Linked DNA regions of Homo sapiens: region 1 is linked to region 2. Evidence: chromatin loops called from intact Hi-C (ENCODE). Cell type or tissue: K562. All regions are shown on one strand. Links, peaks and the distances in the headings refer to the core of each region. The heading gives the core; the rest is flanking DNA.

The links. Peaks named below come from ENCODE experiments on the same cell type or tissue, not always from the same donor. Only the 100,000 strongest peaks of a DNase experiment are listed, where the experiment ranks them.
Region 1: it touches region 2 in a loop (4-fold over the local background); 30 of 110 quality-filtered maps call a loop at or near these places.

What each region holds. Positions count from the first base shown.
Region 1 is chr12:62,576,506-62,586,818 of GRCh38, reverse strand. It overlaps MON2 (MON2 regulator of endosome-to-Golgi trafficking), which reads right to left. Exons shown (of 35, transcript NM_015026.3): 31 at 8,314-8,374; 32 at 6,399-6,522; 33 at 1,318-1,525. Among named protein-coding and RNA genes, the nearest start is that of MIRLET7IHG, 21 kb to the left of the region's middle. In K562, for the core only: a CTCF peak has its summit at 4,846 (motif pointing left); a DNase peak (open chromatin) is centred at 4,848.
Region 2 is chr12:62,433,428-62,443,740 of GRCh38, reverse strand. No RefSeq gene overlaps it. Among named protein-coding and RNA genes, the nearest start is that of MON2, 28 kb to the left of the region's middle. RefSeq lists an enhancer at 7,823-8,632. In K562, for the core only: a CTCF peak has its summit at 5,414 (motif pointing left); a DNase peak (open chromatin) is centred at 5,400.

The DNA.
Region 1 (10,313 bases), core at 2,150-7,149, 140 kb before region 2:
TTTTCTTCTGAAATCAAAAAATATTTTATAATATATAAATATGTTCTAACAATATTCCACTCAAAACAACCTTATTACCACATTTCCAAGTATACTTCAGAAATCAATTTTCAATCATGCCCATAGCCAAATTACTAACATCTGTCTTTGGAGTGTTTTTGTGTATAAATTTGAGTATAAGGAGTTATAATTTAAGTTCTAGAAATTCAAAATACACTGGATCCTAAAAGAAGAAATACAAATAGCTAATATGCATTGGTAATTAAAAAATGAAAGCAAAGTACCACATGACTATTTTTCATTCATCAAATTAGAAAAAGATAAATGATAAACTGGCAAATAATTTAAAAATGCTAAAAATTGAGGAAAGGGACATTCACACATTCCTGGGAGAATGTAAATTGGTATAAATCTCTGTTGGGAAATTTGGTTAATGCATATCAAAAGCTATAAAATGTCTGTGCCTTTTGACAGGTCAATTCCAACTTCAGAAATTTATTATAAGTAAATTAAAATGTGCACAAAGATTTAACACTGGTGATTTGCCTCTCCAGTCCTACCTTATGAGACGGGAACAATGATTTTCGTCTTTCCTGACTTTGATAACTTTGTTTTCCCATGTTATTTTCTGTTTGCTTCATTAGTTATGCCTTAAACTCTAATTTCCACATTATAAAAGTATTTGCAAACCTAACCCTAATTTATGACTGTATCCTTTGTTGAATTCTGGTCTGTACTCCAACTCTGATTAGCCTTGGCTGATCAGAAAAGCCTAGTGCACCTTCCACTGACACAGGCTGAACAGATGAGAAATAAATCAGTTTAGGTCCATGGGCTTAACTAAGCAGATTGGATGAAAAGAAGACCTAAGATCAGGCTAGCTGACACAGAGAGAAACCTGCAAATGACTGTAAAACAAACTAGGATATTCCTAAAATATGATTTATGATTTTCACTTTAGAGAAATAATATCATGTGCTCATAGAGATCCACAAGTACTTATCCAGAAATCTCTGGAAGAAGATATATTTTGGAATTCAGTTTATTTTTTTTTAATTCAAAAAGGTAATTTGGTACCTATGTATCATATGTTACATAATCTCCATGAGGGATCTAAAAAAGCACCCCATAACAAAACATGTTAATATATCTGCAGGAAAACCTGTGAATATTTACACCATATGGGATAAATAAGATTATAAACAACTTCAGCTTAGTTCAGATCACTTACAAAAACACTTGCTTTTCAGAGTTTTCCTTGTTATCAACAATTAGTACAACAATACATTTATTTCTTTAATAAAATGAAATATATACCTTGGAAGAGGGCATTTACCACTTAATCTTTCATCCTCTATATAGCGATGTAGTACATCTTGGGACCTCTTTAAAAGCACTGAGAGTGCCATTCGTGAGATGTAGCCTTCTTGAGGTGTTGTGACTTTATTACTGAAGGAAAACTGGAGTAATGTTTCAAAACACATTTTAGAAAATTCCTCTCTCAAACGAATATCAATCTCTGCTTCTGTAAAATTAACAAATTTTGATGGTTAATAGAAGTTAAATCAATGAGCTTTAATGATAACAATGCTTAGCAAACTAGGAATAGAGAGAAATTCCTCAATCTGGTGAAAGGCACCTAGAACAACCTATAGCTAATAGCATACATATAGTGAAAATGTGTTTTTTTTTTGTTTTTTTTTGTTTTGTGTGTGTGTGTGTGTGTGTGTGTGTGTGTGTGTGTGTGTGTGTGCATGTAGAGAGAAACAAATTCCCCCTCACAAGATCAAAAACAAGGCAAGATCCTCATCACTTCTATTCAACATATTTCTTGATTTGGTCTTTCTATACCATAAAACAGCACTGTAAAATATACTTCACAATAGTTTTTCATGTGGTCAAACTTGCAGTATTCTCTTTTTCTCTCTTTTTCCCTCTCCTAGCAACTTCTTTCCTGGAACGTGACCTCTGCTCCAGTCCGGCAGTTGCTCTCTAGACACGCTGTTCTGTTATATCCTGAAACTAGTCTTTGCCATCACTCTGGAAATTGTTTCCATTCTCTCAAGTTAGATCCCACTTCCAAGATCTCCTTTTTTTTTTTTTTTTTTTTTTTGTTGAGACAGAGTCTCATCTTGTTGCCCAGGCAGGAGTGCAGTGGTGTAATCTTGGCTCACCGCAACCTCTGCCTCCTGGGTTCAAGCAATTCTCCTGCCTCAGCCTCCTGAATAGCTGGGACTACAGGCACGTGCCACCACACCCAGCTAATTTTTTGTATTTTTAGTAGAGACAGTGTTTCACTGTGTTAGCCAGGATGGTCTCGATTTCCTGACCTCGTGATCCGCCAGCCTTGGCTTCCCAAAGTGCTGAGATTACAGGCGTGAGCCATGGCACCCAGCCTCATGCCTTATTTTTCCTTGGTTTACTACTTTGCTTTTACAGAGCATATTTTGAAGTAGCTTCCTAAGAAACAATCAATGAGAAGTAAAACTTTTGAGCGCATGTACCTCCGAAAATGTCATATATTATGGTACTCAAAAATGTACCCTGCAGCATCAGCATTACCAGAGAACTTGTTAGAAATGTAAATTCACATGCCTCCCAGTCTTACTGAATCAGAAATTCAGGGGGTACAACTCAGCAATTGCTTGTCCTCTGGTTGATTAGGATGCATGCTGAAATTGGAGAATTACTGTTTTACACTCATACTTGGCCAACAGTATGAGTTTTAACATGGAGCTTCCATGTTAAAAGTCCTTTCCATTTACAACTCTAAAACCACTGCTTCAATGTCTTTTAGCATCCAATACTGCGTCTGAGAATTCCACTGTCTGTTTTTTTTTTTTGTTTTTTTTTTTTTTGAGACAGGGTCTTCACTCTGTCACCCAGGCTGGAGTGCAGTGGCATGATCTCAGCTTACTGCAACCTCCACCTCCCAGGTTCAAATGATCCTCCCACCTCAGACTCCCGAGTAGCTGGGATTACAGGCACGCACCACCACACCTGGCTAATTTTTGTATTTTTTTTTTTTTTTTAGTAGAGACAGGGTTTCACTGTGTTGGCCAGGACAGTCTCGAACTCTTGACTTCAAGTGATCCACCCATCTCAGCCTCCCATAGTGCTGGGATTACAGGCATGAGCCACTGTGCCTGGCCTCCAATGTCTTTTATACTGAACTTTTTTTCTTTCTTTCTGAAATCTTTTAGGGTCTTCTCTTTATCCCAGGTATTCTGATATTTCATAATGACATGCCTGATTTGGGTCTTTTTTCTTTCACTGTTTTTGATACTGACTATTTTTAATCTGGAAGTTTTGTTCTTCAGTTCTTCAGTTTATTTCTTTGATAATTCCTTCTCCTAGATTTTCTTTGTTCTTTCTTTGTCAGATGTTAGGCTCCCTGGATTCATTTTACTTCTCCTTTCTACCTTTCACTGAACTCTACATCTTTAGTTTCTATGAGTTCTTTCTCGTCTTGTTTTTTTTGTTTTTGAGACAGAGTCTCTAGTCTGTCACCTAGGCTGGAGTGCAGTGGTGTGATCACAGCTCATTGCAGCCTTGTTCTCCTGGGCTCAGGTGATCCTCCCACCTCAGCCTCCCAAGTAACTGGGACTACAGTCATAAACTACCTCACCCAGCTAACATTTGTATTTTTTGTAGAGATGGGGTTTTGCCATGTTGCCCAGGCTTGTCTCAAACTCCTGGGCTCAAGTGATCCTCCTGCCTCGGCCTCCCAAATGCTGGGAATACAGGCCTGAGCCACCGTGCCCAGCCTTCTTTCTTTTTCTACTGCTCCTTTTATGTAGCATTTTTTAAATTGTTCTTTTATCTCTTTGATCATCCTAACTGGTTTTATGTTTTCAGTGACTCTGCATTTTATCTGTTTCCTTCCAATTTCTTTTACTCTCTCTTCATTTGTTTTGGTCTTTCTCTTTGGTGTTAGAGAATTTCCTCAAATGTCTGTGAGCTCTGACTATCAGATCATACTTAAAAGCAAAAGGCCAATCATCACTGGAACCTCTGTGTTTACAGGTTGGCCTTGTTTAGCAAATAAAAGTTTTGTATGTATATGTTTAAGGAAAACTCTAAGTTTTTTTTTTTTAATGAAAACTACAAACTTTATTTTTCAACATAAGCTCAATCAAGTTCAAGACACTTTTGTAAGCGATGATACCAGCCATTTAGTTTATCTGTAAAAAACTGAGGTCCTGGGAATTTAACCATGTCAATGCTGTCTTTTTTACATTATTGACTGAAGAAAAAGGCTGTCCTTCAATGGTATTTTAAGATCCGAAACAAAAAGAAAACAAAAAGAGCCAAATTACAACTGTAAAGTGGATGCCTAATGATTTCCCACTGAAACTCTTACAAAATTGCCCTTGTCTGATGAGAGGAATGAGCAGGAGCATTGTTGTGGTGGTGAAGGACTCTCACGTGAAGCTTCCCAGGTGTTGGAAAACTCCAAGTTAGTGCTGAGAAGACATGTGTCATATGGCAAAGTCACTGAAAGAATGTCCATGCACCTTTCTTGTCTTGGTAAATTTAATACTATACATAGCAAGATATATTATCAGAAAACTGCCAGTAAAAGTATACTTGGTAACTCAATAGCCCTTATTTAACTTTGGACATTTATACCTAATTGTGAATATTGTTCTTAATGTGTATTTTATTAAAAGTTAAATATTTTCACATACTCTTAATAATAAAAAGTTGGCTACATTAAGATAAGCGGGGTTTAAAATTTTCCCCGAGATTCTCATGTTTGCTAAACCCACACTTTACCAGGCCAGTTTTAAAAACTGTTTGGGCTAGAAAAAAGAACTAGTATGTGAAGTGAGCAGTATGAGAGACATCTAGTGGTCAAACTGTACACATAAATGCTCTTTAAAATGCTCAGCACAAAATAGGAGAAGCTAGTTAAGGCTCTAGTAAATTCTGAGGATTAAGGATCTGCATGGCACAAATTTACAGTTTCTTTTTTCTTTTTTGTTTTTGAGACAGTCTCGCTCTGTCGCCCAGGCTGGAGTGCAGTAGTGTGATCCTGGCTCACTGCAACCTCCGCTTCCCGAATCAAGCAATTTTCCTGCCTCAGCCTCCTGTGTAGCTGGGATAACAGACAAATGCCATCACACCTGGCTAATTATTTTTAGTGGAGACAGGGTTTCACCGTGTTGGCCAGGCTGGTCTTGAACTCCTGACCTTAAGTGATCTGCCCGTCTCGGCCTCCCAAAATGTAGTTTTTAAATCATATATACATATATATGAGACAAGAGTCTTGCTCTGTTGCCCAGAGTGCACTCTAAAATGCAGTGGTACAATCATAACTCCGTCACCTCGGCCTCCTGGGCTCAAGCCATCCCACTTCAGCCACCCGAGTATCTAGGACTACAGGCATGTGTCACCATGCCCAGCTAATTTTAAAATCTTTTGTAGAGACAGAGGCAGTCTCACTGTGCTGCCCAGGCTGGTCTCAAACTACTGGCCTCAAGCGATCCTCCCACCTTGGGATCCCACCTAGCGATCCCAGAACACTAGGATTATGGGCATGAATCACTGCACCTGGCTGATGCCACAGTTTAAGACTTGAGCTCAGGTTTACAAAAAGAGAATTAATAACAAACAGTAATTTATATATCAGTTCCCAATTAAGGCAGCATGATATAATGAAAAGAAGCATGTAGTTCTTTTTAAGCATGAATTTGGCCTCTAGCCCTAAGATTGTGAGCAATTTTTTCAACCTTTCTAAATCAATTTTCTTTCCTGTAATATGGTCTTACCTATCCTCACAGAAATGTTGTGAGAAATAATATAACATTCTAGCATAGTATCTTGTACATAGTTGGCACTGAGTAAATGTTAATTCCCTTAAAAAATGTTGAGGCATCTTATTTTTTTAAATGAACTCTGTAATTTATAGTCCTGAGAAGATGGTATTAATATCTCCATTTTAAAGATTACAAAACTGAGACTCAAAAGTTAATTGACTGCTAAGTGGCAGAATATACATTCATATTTTTATATTCCTTTCCAATCTATGACTTCACAAAACTGGTAACTTCTGTCAGCCTGCAGTGACATCCATGGATTCCATAAAGTGCTTTGCAATTTAATTCTTCACAGTTTGCAGTTATGATATTTAAAAAATTTAGTTCAGTGTTTCTGATATATGATCAGAAACACAGTATTTCACAGAATAGAAACATGGAATAAAAACATTCTATTCCACAGAATAGTCATGTCATAACATTTCTCCTCATAAAGCTTAGTTCTATATTACAATCCTAAAAATCACCTTACCATTCTCCAGTTTACATTACCAAAATCATAGGATTAAACATTTCTACTGACAGTTTCTTCAAAAGTACTTCAATACTTTTTAATACTTAAAAAAATTAACATACCTGTAAATGAAGATGACTGAGAATGTATTGAGCCCTTGTTAAGCATTGTCATTATTTGACCAACAAATTCCTTAGGAATAAAATTGGCATAAGGTAGTATCTCATTGCTGATAAGTTGAACTACCTAAAACAAAAGAGGCAAATGCAAATGTATTGTTTTCTTTGAAAGAGACTAAAATAATTTCTAGAGTAAAATTTAAATTTTACTTTAAATGAAAATCAGTTAAAGAACTCTCCTTTAAAGAAGTACACAAACATTTTAATGTTAACATACAGAATGACTACTAATCTGTTTCTCTCATCTGTCCTAGTAACTTTAATACAAAATAGTCAGTACCATAACTGTTTACTATGCCAACCATTTGGACAAATGTTGATCTTCAGCATGATAACTGCAAATAGGGCTCTAGAGAAAAATAGCATATGAAATTTACCCATGTTAGAATTAAAATATTCAAAATAGGATTAAGAATAACATTTAAATCACTTTTTATAACCAAAAACTATCAGCTGTAAGAGAAATTAAAGTTATATTCATTTTTGTCAAATAGTTTATCTCTAACATGTAGTATGTTATTTTGCCCTTTAAAGTCCACAAGAGCTTTAATACAGTAATGGCACGAAAGGCAATATTTTGTTTCCATATGATAATGCCTATGCATTTTAAATGTATATTTTATTTATTTATTTATTTTGAAATGGAGTCTTGCTCTGTCACCCAGGCTGCAGTGCAGTGGCGTGATCTCGGCTCACTGCAAGCTCCGCCTCCCAGGCTCACGCCATTCCCCTGCCTCAGCCTCCCAAGTAGCTGGGACTACAGGGGCCCACCACCACGCCCAGCTAATTTTTTTTTTTTTTTTTAGTAGAGACGGGGTTTCACCATGTTAACCAGGATGGTCTCAATCTCCTGACCTCATGGTCTGCCTGCCTCCACCTCCCAAAGTGCTGAGATTACAGGTGTGAGCCACCGCGCCCGGCCAAATGTATATTTTAAAGTAATGTAATTGATTTTATTTACTTAAAAGTTCCTCTATCCCACTTAAAGGAAAAAAACCACCAAAACCCTACCATCAACAAAAAAATCCACAACCACAAGAACTGCTTATTTAAATTCCATTTATAATCCTCAAAACATATTTCTTACTTTTTTACTTATTTTTTTTACTTTTTTTTTTCAGAGACAGGGTCTTGCTCTGTTGCCCAGGCTGAAGCACAGTGGTACAGCTGTAGCTCACTGCAGCCTCCAACTCCTGAGCTCAAGTGATCCTCTCACTTCAGTCTCCCGAGAAACTAGGACTACAGGTGTGAACCACCATGCCCAATTAACTTAAAAAACTTTTTTTTTTTTGTAGAGATGGTGTCTTGCTATGTTGCCTAGGCTGGTCTCAAACTCCTGGTCTCAAGCAATCCTCCTGCCTCAGCCTCTCAAAGCACTAGGATTACAAGTACGAGTCACAGTTCCCAGCCTCAAAATATATTCTTTAAAAAACACTATTTGCTTTAAGAATTCCATAGGCTGTATATACAGCTGATTAAAAACTGAAAAATTCAAGCAACTTTCTGATTAATTTGAACCAGAAACATCTGGTATGTCAAACTGCAGAGTAAGCTCTCAAATATATGCCTCCTGACTGATGGATTTATTTCATCGAATAAACTCTTTTTAAACTTATTAAATGAACACAACTAAGTATTGGGACAACACGCACAAAGCACAAGACTGTAACAAATCTAAGGAAGTCACTTTTAAAATGCCAGTCCTTTAAACATCAACGTTTAACCTGTAAGAGTTTTAATGCTTTCAGTTTTAATCTTAACCTATTACTTTATTCTTTCAGCAACTGTATAGTTCAAACATTTTTACTATTTGGTTTCAAAAATGGTCACAGGAAAACATTTTAAATAGCCTCCTTACCTCGACATCAATATTTTCATTTCTTTGAAACTCTTGAATAGAGAGATTATCTGGAGGTATGCTAAAAAAAAAAAACACTTGATTTTTAAAGATAAAATATTCCCTGCAAATACAAACAAAATAGAAAAACAGTATTCAAATGTCAAAAAATTATGTCTTCCAACCCAGGTTGGGGCATTATTATTTATTTAAAAGAGTAATGTTGTAAATTAAAGTCATTAGTTTAAATGACTAAGCTAATTACAAACATGATACTCTAACTACAAAAACACTAGGTCCAATCTTGAACTAAATAAAATCTGTAGAACTAAACTTATTTCAATATTATGAATGAAAAAACAACGAAAGGTAAAGAGCTATCATCTGCAGCAGAGCAAAAGTTACCATTGTGGTGTTACCTGAATTCACTTATATTGGTGGTTATTTAAGACAGCCTTAGTTCAGCTGCTGAATTATTCACTCAGAGACAGTCCATTAATCATTAATTTGTAATAAATACAATGGATTAAAGATCTTTACAATAAAGAGGGAAAATCTGTAAAGAAGAAGACTGATGCAGATTTTCTAAAGCAGAAAATTGTTCCAACAAGAACAAAGAAAATCAATAGTTCTGAGAGAACCAAGGTGGATTCCAGACTCTGTGGCTCATAAGAGTGAACAGTAAAATGGACATAAAGTTAAAAAACAGCAAGATACTATTTAAAAACAGTTGAGAATAGGATAGTAATAACTGTTAGAATAATGACAGCTAAAAAGTTAGACAGCCACAGTACTATGAGCTTTATTTGTATTAATCTCCCATAGCAATTCCATGTAGTAATTATTATATAATCAAGAGAAGAGGGAACTGAAACTTAGAATGCCTACTAATATGCCCAAGAACACACTTTAAGTAAATGATGAGGCCACAATCTCAACCTAGATTTATCTGATATTTGAGCCTACATTATTCTTTTTTATGTTGTAGATGTAAAAATAGTATTAGAACATTTAGGTTTAATATACACTTCTGTATATTAAGTATAATGTACAATTTTGTATATAGGAATATATGGGCATCAGACTGTGGTTTCTTTGATTTGGACATTTTTCATTCAACAAATATCTACTGAGTACCAACTACTTTGCATCAGGTATTATATTCTTGGGTGTTCAAGATCTAGCTGTGAACAGGACAGACTCAGTCCATTTCTCATAGAACTTAGATTCTGGTGTCCAAGTCCTAAGCTAACTATAAATTGGTAGTAGGAACTAGAGTAAAAAAACTGAAAGAAATTTACCCAAACCTGAACCAATCAGAGGAATTTCACAATCACTGCCATCAAAGCAGCTTCACAGACTATATCTGCATCTCTAGAGACAAAAGTTGTGTTTAATTTTAATTTATAACCAAGGAAGGTAAGGGTTTAGTAATATTAAAAGATTTGTGATGATGGTGGAGGTAACTAAGGATGAGTTGATGATCAACAAAAAATGAAGAGGCAAAAATAATAAAATAATATTAATATTATTAGTGTGTATATTTCTATATTATTAGTGTTTATAGAAATATACACACTAACAATATTAATACTTTTAGTGTGTATACTGTGTGCTAAGGTGTATTAGTGTGTTTATTTCAACACATTAATAATATTAATATTATTTGGATCATATATCAGAAACACTGAACTAGATTTTTAAAATATCATATGATGAGGGAAGAGAGTAGCATACAAAACTAAAAACTGGATAACTAATAGTTATTTAATTTATAACTAGCAAACATATCAAAAACATCGATTGAGCTTTTAAAAATGCTGATTAACAGAATTTACCTATAAATTATAAGGGGCAATGGTCAATACTGCAGGTTACAAATAAGCCATGTAAGATCTTAAATTCCTTAAATTTGAAAACTACAGTAATCTTTAAAAATTTATTTTCATGAATCTTTATTTAAAATAAAAAAGAGCCTTCAAACTTATAAAGTGTTATTTGTATTTTGTCAGTTCTCTCTG
Region 2 (10,313 bases), core at 2,359-7,358:
AAAAATATCAAGACTCATCTGTCTGCTGTCTTCAAGAGACCCATCTCACAGGTAACTACACCAACAGGCTCGAAGTAAAGAGTTAGAGAAAGATCTACCACACAAACAGAAAACAAAAAAAGAGCAGAAGTTATTGTTTTTATATCAGATGAAACAGAATTTAAACCAACAACAGTGAAAAAGTAGAAAGAAGGGCATTATATAATGATAAAGGGTTCAATTCAACAAGAAGACTCAACTATCCTAAATATATATGCACCCAAAATTGGAGCACGCAGATTCATAAAGCAATTACTTCTACACCTATGCAAAGACTTAGACAGCCACACAATAATAACGAGGGACTTCAGTATCCCACTGGCAGTGTTAGACAGATCGTTGAGGTAGAAAGCTAACAAAGAAATTCTGGACTTAAATTCGACACTTGATGAATTGGAATTAATAGACATCTGCAGAATACCCCACTCATCCACCACAGAATATACACTCTTCTCATCTGCACACAGAGCATACTCCATGATCAACCACATGCTCAGCCATAAAGCAAGTCTGAATAAATTCAAAAAAATTGAAATCATACCAACCATACTCTTAGACCACAGTGGAATAAAACTAGAAATCAATAGCAATAAGATCTCTCAAAACCACACAATTACATGGAAATTAAATAACTTGCTCTTGAGTGACTTTTTGGCTAATAATGAAATTAAGGCAAAAATTTAAAAATTCTTTGAAATAAAAGATAACAGAAACACAACATATCAAAATCTCTGGAGTGCAGCAAAAGCAGTCTTAAGAGGAAAGTTTATAGGTCTAAATGCCTACCTCAAAACATTAGAAATATCTCAAACTATCTAATATCACACCTAAAGAAACTAGAAAAGCAAGAACAAACTAACCATAAGCTAGCAGAAGAAAAGAAATAACTACAATCGAAGCTGAACTGAATGAAATTGAGACCCCAAAATTCATACAAAACATCAACAAAACCAAAAGCTGGTTCTTTGAAAGGATAAACAGGACTGATAGACCACTATCTAGATTATCAAAAGAAAAAAAAAGAGAAGATCCAAATAAACACAATCAGAAACAACAAAGATGACATTACAACCAATTCCACAGAAACACAAATGATCCTCTGAGACTATTATGAACACCTCTATGCATACAAACTAGAAAATACAGAAGAAATGAATAAATCCTTGGAAACACACAATCTCTCAAGATTGAACCAAGGAGAAATTGAAAACCTAAACAGGGCAATACTGAGTTCTGAAATTGAAGTAGTAATTTAAAAATCAACCAATTAACAAAAGCCCTGGACCAGATAGATTTACAGCTGAATTTTACCAGATATACAAAAGAGAGCTGGTACTAATTCTACTGAAACCAATCCAAAAAATTGAGGAGGAGGTTCTCCTCCCTAACTCATTCTATGAAGCCAGCATCACACTGATACTAAAGCTAGACAAGGATAAAACAAATGAAGAAAACTACAGACCAATATTGCTGATGAACACAGACAGAAAAATCCTCAACAAAATACTAGCAAATTGAATTCATCAGTACATCAAAAAGTTAGATCAAGTAGGTTTCATTCATGGAATGCATGGTTGGTTCAACATACACAAATTAATACATATGATTCATCACATAACAGAATTAAAAACAAAAACCTTATGATCATCTTAATAGATGCGGAAAATGCTTTCTATAAAAGCTATAACTTCTATCTGATAAAAACTCTCAAGAAACTAGGCATCAAAGGAACATACTTTGAAATAATAAAGAGCTATCTATGACAAACCTACAGCCAACATCATACTGAATAGGCAAAAACTGAAAGCATTCCCTTTTGAGAACTGGAACAAGACAAGAATGGTCGCTCTTACTACTCCCATGCAACATAGTACTGGAAGTGCTAGCCAGAACAATCAGGCAAGAAAAAGAAATAAAAGGCATCCAAACAAGAAAAGAACAAGTCAAACTATATCTCTTCATGAATAATATGATTCTATACCCAGAAAACCCTGGAGACCCTGCTAAAAGGCTCTTGAAACTGATAAGCAACTTCAATAAAGTTTAAGGATACCAAATCAATGTACAAAAGTAGGTAGAATTTCTATACCCCAATAACATTCCAGCTGAGAGCCAAACCAAGAATGCAATCCCATTTACAATAACCACAAAAACAAACAATAAAATACCTAGGAACACATCTAACGAAGGTGGTGAAAGATCTCTATAAGGAGACTTACAAAACACTGCTAAAAGAAATAATAGATGACACAAACAAATGGAAAAACATTCCATGCTCATTAATTGGAAGAATGAACATCATTAAAACGGCCATACTGCCCAAAGCAATCTACGGATTCAAGTTATTCCTATCAAACTATCAATGTCATTTTTTTCACACAACTAAAAATACTATCCTAAATTTCATGTGGAAATTAAAAAGAGCCTGGATAGCCAAAGCAATCCTAAGCAAAAACAACAAAGCCAGAGGCATCACATTACCCAATGTCAAACTATACTATAAGGCTACAGTAATCAAAACAGCATGGTATTGATACAAAAACAGACACATAGACCAGTGGAACAGAATAGAGAACTAGAAATAAAGCTGCAAACCTACAGTCATCTGATTTTCAACAAAGTTGACAAAAATAAGCAATGGAGAAAGGACACCCTCTTCAATAAGTTGTGCTGGAATAGCTGGCTAACCACATGCAGAAGAATGAAACTAGACCCTTTTTTTATACCATATACAAAAATTAACTCAAGATGAATCAAAACTGAAATGTAAAACCCCAAACTATAAAAACCATGGAAGACAACCTAGGCAATACTATTCTGGTCATAGGAACAGGCAAAGATTTCATGATGAAGATGCCAAAAGCAATTATAACAACAGCAAAAATTGTCAAATGAGATCTAATTAAATGAAAGAGCTTCTGCACAGCAAAATAAACTATCAACATAGTGAACAGGCAACCTGCGGAATTGAAAAAAATTTTTTTGCAAATTATGTGCGTGACAAAGGCCTAATAGCCAGCATCTATAAGGAACTTAAACAAATTTACAAGAAAAAACCAAACAACCCCATTAAAAAGTGGGCAAAGGACATGAACAGACACTTTTCGCAAGAAGACATACATGCAGTCAACAATCATATGAAAGAAAGGTCACCATCACTGATAATTAGATAAATGCAAATCAAAACTACAATGAGACACCATCTCGCACCAGTCAGAATGGCTACTATTAAAAAGTCAAAAAAATAATTAGCCGGGTGTGGTGGCACACCCTGTAATCCCAGCTACTCGGGAGGCTGATGTGGGAGAATTGCTTGAACCCAGGAGGTTGAGGCTGCAGTGAACCGAGTTCGTGCCACTGCACTCCAGCTTGGGCAACAGAGAGAGACCCTGTCTCAAAAAAAAAAAAAAAAAAAAAAAGGGCCTGGCACAGTGGCTCACGCCTGTAATCCCAACTCCTAACACTTTGGGAGGCCAAGGCAGGCAGATCACAAGGTCAGGAGTTCGAGACCAGCCCGACCAACATGGTGAAACCCCCGTCTCTACTAAAAATACAAAAATTAGCCAGATGTGGTGGCATGCACCTGTAATCCCAGCTACTCAGGAGGCTGAGGCAGGAGAATCGCTTGAACCCAGGAGGCGGAGGTTGCAGTGAGCCGAGATCGCACCACTGCACTCCAGCCTGGGCGACAGAGCAAGACTCCATCTCAAAAAAAAAAAAAAAAAAGTAAAAAAATAACAGATGCTGTTGAGACTGTGGGAGAAAGGGGAGTGTAAATTAGTTCAGCCATTGTGGAAGACATTGTAGTGATTCCTCAAAGACCTAAAAACAGGACTACCATTTGACTCAGCAATCCCATTACTGGGTATATACCCCAAGGTATATAAATCATTCTATTATAAAAATACATGCACATGTATGTTCACTGCAGCACTATTCACAATAGCAAAGACATGGCATCAACCTAAATGCCCATCAGTGGTAGACTGGATAAAGAAAATGTGGTACAGACACACCATGGAATATTATGCAGCCATAAAAAAACCCCATGAGATTATGTCCTGTGCAGGATCATGGATGGAGCCGGAGGCCATTATCCTTAGCAAACTAACACAAGAACAGAAACCAAATACTACATGTTCTCATTATGAGACACATGGATACATAGAGAGAAAGAACACACACTGGGACTTATTTGAGGGCAAAGTGTGGGAGGAGGGAGAGGATCAGGAAAAATAATGAGTACAAGGCTTAATACCTGGGTGATGAAATAATCTGTACAACAAACTCCCATGACACAAGTTTACCTATATAACAAACCTACACATGTACCTCTGAACTTAAAATAAAAGTTAAATTTAAAAAAGAGACAGAGACAGCAGATCAGAAAGATAAACAGCAAAATATTAATGCTGGTTATCACTGGTTGGTGGGATATTAGACAATTTTTGCTTTTAACCGTGATCATTCAAATGCTTTATATTGAACCTGTACTGTTTTCAACATTAAAAAAAATACTCAGGTTTAAGAAGAAACTAAAAAATAAAAACAGAAAATTGAAGAATGCTCTTCTCTGTACTCTTAAAGCAAACAGGCCTGTTTGCCTTAAGAAAAGTTTAAAAAGCACAAATAAGAACTGTAAAAAGCACTGCAAATGTTAGATGATAAGGTATATGTTGTGTAGAAAGTGAAAATTGTATCTTTTATAAAACCATTATTAAACAAAGAAATACAATGTAAATTTCCTGGAAACATACCAGAAGCAAAACTTTTAAACAAAATTCTGAGCTGGGTTTGACTTCTAGGACTGCATGGGCCCCTATTGTAGCAGCTGTGAGTGCAGAAACCCAAAAGATCAGAGAGCAAGGTGATACCTGTGACTTAGCCCTTCAGTGTCAACCTGGACACATCCTCATAATAGCCCCATTCCCTAAAGGATGCGGTTCCCTGGATGGTCCAAAGTGGGACTTCAGCCTAGTCTTTACAGACTTTTTAAGCAAAAACTCAGGGAGGTTAAATAACAAGCCAAGGTTGCCCAGTTGGGGAGGCCTGATGTCTTGAGAATCTGTGTTTTCCCTACATCCCTGTCCTCAGTTGAGATTATCTGAGGAATGTAAAGGCAGAAATTTTTGTTACCTGGAGATTTGAAGAGAGACCAAATGTTTGTGGGAAAACGACAGTCAAATCGACCATCAAAATCAGTAGAAATGTATTCCTATTTACCAATTTTAACACGTTAATACCAATAATCATTTTTCTGTGCACCAATTGTATAGCTTAAGAATTTGAAGCTCCCGTACATCAAGTTGGAAGCACTTTTTCTTTAGTGAAGTCTTGGAAAGATCAGAATAACTGGGTTCACACAGCTGGACACTCCTGCCCCCTGCTGGCTAGAATTAACTAAAACCAGACGATTTTAAGTTAACTGTAGGAACAACACTTTGAAACCTCTCAACTTTTCTAATAAAAGATAGCCAGCTCTTCCCTTACTTTGACGGGTAAAGTTCTTAGTTTATTTTCTTCAAAAGAGAGAGAGAGGGAACAGCTTGCATTCTGCTTTTCCCTCCTCTTCCTCCATCTTGTTGCCTTGTCATAGCCTGCCCAAGTGCTGATTTGTTTCATTATATGGTAAGAAGATAAGGGCAGTGTGTTTATAATTCAAATGTAATCAACAGTTTAAAATAGTATCCAGTACACAGAAGGTGCTCAGTAAATGTTGAGCAAATAAGAAGCAGAGGCAAAGTTGGAGAGAAAGCTGGAGAGAAAGATTGAGAGACGAGGATAAGAAAGAGAACCTATTCTTTCATGGACTGTTTCTCCCCTCTATTTGGGAGAGATATTTATTTAAGAAATACTAATATCATCCTTAGTATGTGCCAGGCATAGGAAATAGGAACTCAGTTAAGTAGGCATAAACAGGCATTGTCCTAAGCACTTTACAAATATTCTTAGTCCTCATAATAAACCTATAAAGTGAACATTATTATATTTATTTTACAAATTCGGAGACTAAAGCAGGAAGATTAAGTGAAATTCCCCAATGTTTAATTGCTAGTATAAGTGATGGGGCTGAGATTTAATCCTAGGGAGTTTGGCTCCACAATTCACACTTTTAACCAGACACATGCTGCCTCTCCAAAAAATGCAAAGAGGGGAGAGCAGAGATAGGGGAGAGCACAGAGAGGGGAGAAAAATAGTTGCGGAAGAATTGTACCAATCTTTCCACATAAGTCACTTGCCTTCTGGAACATTGTTAGAGTGGGTTATTTCAAAAGACCTGTCTTCAAGTCTGACATTCTCTCTGCTGCTTGGTCTAGTCTATTGTTGAAGCTTTCAACTATATTTTGTATTTTATTTGAGGACTTCTTCAGTATCAGAATTTCTGTTTGGTTCTTTTTGTATATCTATCTCTTTGGTTAATTTCTCATTTATATCCTGAATTGTTTTTCTGATTTCTTTGTATTGTTTTTTTGAAATTCTCTTGTAACTTACTGAGCTTTTTTAGTATCATAATTTTGAATTCTTGGCCGGGTACAGTGGCTCACACCTGTAATCTCAGCACTTTGGGAGGCGGAGGCAGGCGGATCACTTGAGGTCAGGAGTTCGAGACCAGCCCGGCCAACATGGTGAAACCTCATTTCTACAAAGATACAAAAATTAGCTGGGTGTGGTGGTGCACGCTTGTAATCCCAGCTACTCAGGAGGCTGAGGTAGGAGAATCCCTTGAATCCAGGAGGTGGAGGTTGCAGTGAGCTGAGATCATGCCACTGCACCCCAGCCTGGGTGACAGAGCAAGACTCAGTCTCAAATAATAAATAATAATAATAGTATTGAATTCTTTTTCCAGGATTTCATGAATTTCTTTTTGATTGGGGTCTGTTGCTGAGGAATTATTTATTGTGTTCCTTTGGAGGTGTCATTTCCTTGCTTTTTCAAGCTTCCCTTATTCTTACGTTGATACCTTCTCAACTAGTGTAATAATCACTTCTTCCAGTTTTTTGAATTTGCTTTTATAGGGAAGACATTTTCCTGAGGAGTATCAATGGTGTTGGTTGGGTGGGGCACTTTGGCTTTGCTTCTGGATACCTGTGATAGTGTAGACTCTATGATTTCTTCAGCTGTTAACAGTTTCAGTAGTATTTTTGATTTCCTCAGTGGTTTAGGGTTGGGTTATTAGTGGAGGCTATGCAAAGTTTTGCTGAGGATAGGGAAGCCAAGTGGGCCGGTCTTTGGGCCCCAGTGGTGGCAGCAGTGGGCTGAGTATGCCTGAGCTGGGCCCTGGGCGAATGCTGGCTGATGTTAGCTGGACCAGACCCAGGCCAGTGGACCCTTGGACCTCCAGTAGCTTGCTTAGAGTCTGGTAGTGGCAACGGTAGGCTAGGCGGGCGAGCCCGCTCTTGGGTTTCTAGACAGTGGGCGTGGTGTGGGCAATGGCGGTAGCAGGAAGACCCTCTGGGTCCTGATCGGTGTGCACTGGTGTTGGCTGTGGCTGCGGTGCCGAGTCGCCATCCACAGCTCCAAACCTGCAGCTCTCAGGCCCTCCTGCTCTCTGATACAGCAGTGCCACAGCACCGTGCAGAGTGTGGGAGGGACCCCACCCCTCCCTTCATGTGCAAGCCCGGGCACGGAGGCCACAACTCCAATGGGGTAGTCACCCCTCACAGCCCCAGACAGGCAGCCCTCCAACCTGCCTGCCCTACCTCTGGGGGTAGCGGCAGTGGCTGTGCCTGCAGCGGTGTGCAGAGGGGAAGAGGTCTCACTCTCTACAGCGTTAGCACAAGGTGCAGATGCTGCTCGGCCTCTGGATGGGGACTTCTCTCTTCTCTTACAAAGCGGAGCAGAGTTTGTGCTGCCGCTGGGGGCAGAGTGACTTCTCACAGCCCCAGGAAAGGAAGCTTCGGGCTCTGGAAAACTTGCTCTGGTTTCTTTTGCAGCAGCTGCAGCCTTTCGTCCTTTCCTTAGGGAGTCGTACTCCCTGTGGGCTAGAGTACTGGAGCCCCTGCAGCACCTTTTGGGTCCAGCCAGCGCTGTACCATTGCAGCTGTCCAGTGGACACTGGGGAATGTCAGCAGGAGATCCTGGGATGTGGAGATACGGGGGCTGTGGTTCCCAGGGCAGGGTGCAGTCCCGTGGTGGCTGCACTCCTGCAATGGCACCTGCCGCAGCTCAGGTGGGGTGTGGTGAGAGACCCAGGGCGAGTTTCCTGTCTGGTGCATTGCCCTCTCAGGGTCTCCAAACTACCGCCCAAGCACCGCCTGGGTACCTCTGGGTGGGGGAGCTCCCCGCGCTTAGGATCGCAGCAGTTCGCTTAGGGATGCAGACGTCGAGCCCTCTCACTTACCCTCTCGCCGCAATACCGAGGCCCTCGGGGCTCCTAGCCCATTTCAGCAGAGCTGACTGCTCACTTTCTTTTCCTGAACCTTAGGTATTCCTCTGTTGGACTGTCTCCTAGATGTTCTATTCCAGGTGTGATGATCTATTCACAGGTTTGCTTCTTCTTTCTAGGAGGCGGGGGGTGTCTGACGTCTGTAGTCAGACATCTTGAACTGGACGATCCAGAGGACAGTTTTAATAAGGGAATGCTAATTCCTGGAAAACAGCAGAGTAGGAACTGCTAGGTTCCAAGCTTCACCATGTGTAAGCCCATTTTCTTGGGTAAACTTGCCCAGAGGGGCGTCTGGTCTCAGTCCAGTCCTGAGACATCAGGGGAGGATGGAGGAGGCTGTGGAGCTGAGCAAGTTCTCCAGGACACGGCGAACCTGCTTCCCCACTCAGACACAGCTGCGAAGCTGCCCTTCCTGTATTGTCACTCTGCAGCTCACCTCCTTGTTCTGGGATTCTGGGCAGGCGCTGTGGACACTCTTTGGGTAATAGTAAAACCCCGAAAAAAAAAGAGAGGGAAAACGGCCTTAGATAAAAATATTAATTATATCAGAGACGACCTCACTAGAATGGAGAACTAACGTCGTCATCAATCCAGTGCTACTCACACTTGAGCACTAAAGGGAAACTAATGGCAGAGGAGGGTAAAGCATGCGTGGGGTGGGTTGTAGGACCCAAAACGGTCTTGGGGAAGTAGTTTTCTATTATAGCTTAAAAATAATTCATTAAGTCTTGAATTGTATTTTCTATGAGATCTGTTTGTTTTGCTATAAAACGGTTTTAAAATAGTTACCACTGAGCAAAACTGATACTCCAAGAAGATGTACTGTGTTCATCCTGTGACTCTACTGTGACGTTCGCCTCAATTTGAAAACACAGATCTATTCCTTTCTTTAGTTTTGCCTTAATATAAAAGTTCCCCACACCTCAAATTACTGGGAGAAAATTAAGTTGTTAAAAAGAGACAGGCGGCCGGGAGCGGTGGCTTACGCTTGTAATTCGAGCACTTTGGGAGGCTGAGGTGGGCGGATCACTTGAGGTCAGGAGTTCGAGACCAGCCTGGCCAACATGGTGAAACCCCGTGTCTACTAAAAAACACAAAAATCAGCTGGGCATGGTGGCGCACACCTGTAATCCCAGCTACTTGGAAGGCTGAGGCAGGATAATCCCTTGAACCCAGGAGGCGGAGGTTGCAGTGAGCCAAGATCGTGACACTGCAATCCAGCATGGGTGACAGGGCAAGATTCCGTGTCAAAAAAATAAATAAATAAATAAAAAGGGAGAGAGAGAGAAAGAGAGAGAGAGAGAGAGAGAGAGAGAGACATGGCATAGAAAGCACAAATATTCTTTATGTTTAAACTTGAGAGTTACATATCTTGAGATGAAGGATTATAATAACCACTAACTGACCAAACAGAAGATGCTTCTGCACTAGTGTGATGCCTTCAAATACTATTTACAAGTGCTTTGAGAAGTTTTCTTTGTTTTGTTTTGTTTTGTTTTGTTTAGACAGGGTCTCACTCTGCCGCCCAGGCTGGAATGCAGTGGCGTGATCTTGGCTCACTGCAACCTCCACCTCCCGGGTTCAAGCAATTCTCATACCTTAGCCCCCTGAGTAGCTGGGATTACAGGGGCGCACCACCACGCCTGGCTAATTTTTGTATTTTTTTTGGTAGAGACGGGGTTTCACCATGTTGGCCAGGCTGGTGTTGAACTCCTGACCTCAGATGATCCACCTGCCTCCACTTCCAAAGGTGCTGGGATTACAGGTGTGAGCCACCATGCCCAGCCTTTCCTTTTAAAAAAGAAAATAAAATGTAAATAAATCTATGGGCATGTCATCTTTAACAAGAGGAAATATTGGTTGAATATAGTGATGTTATTTATTCATA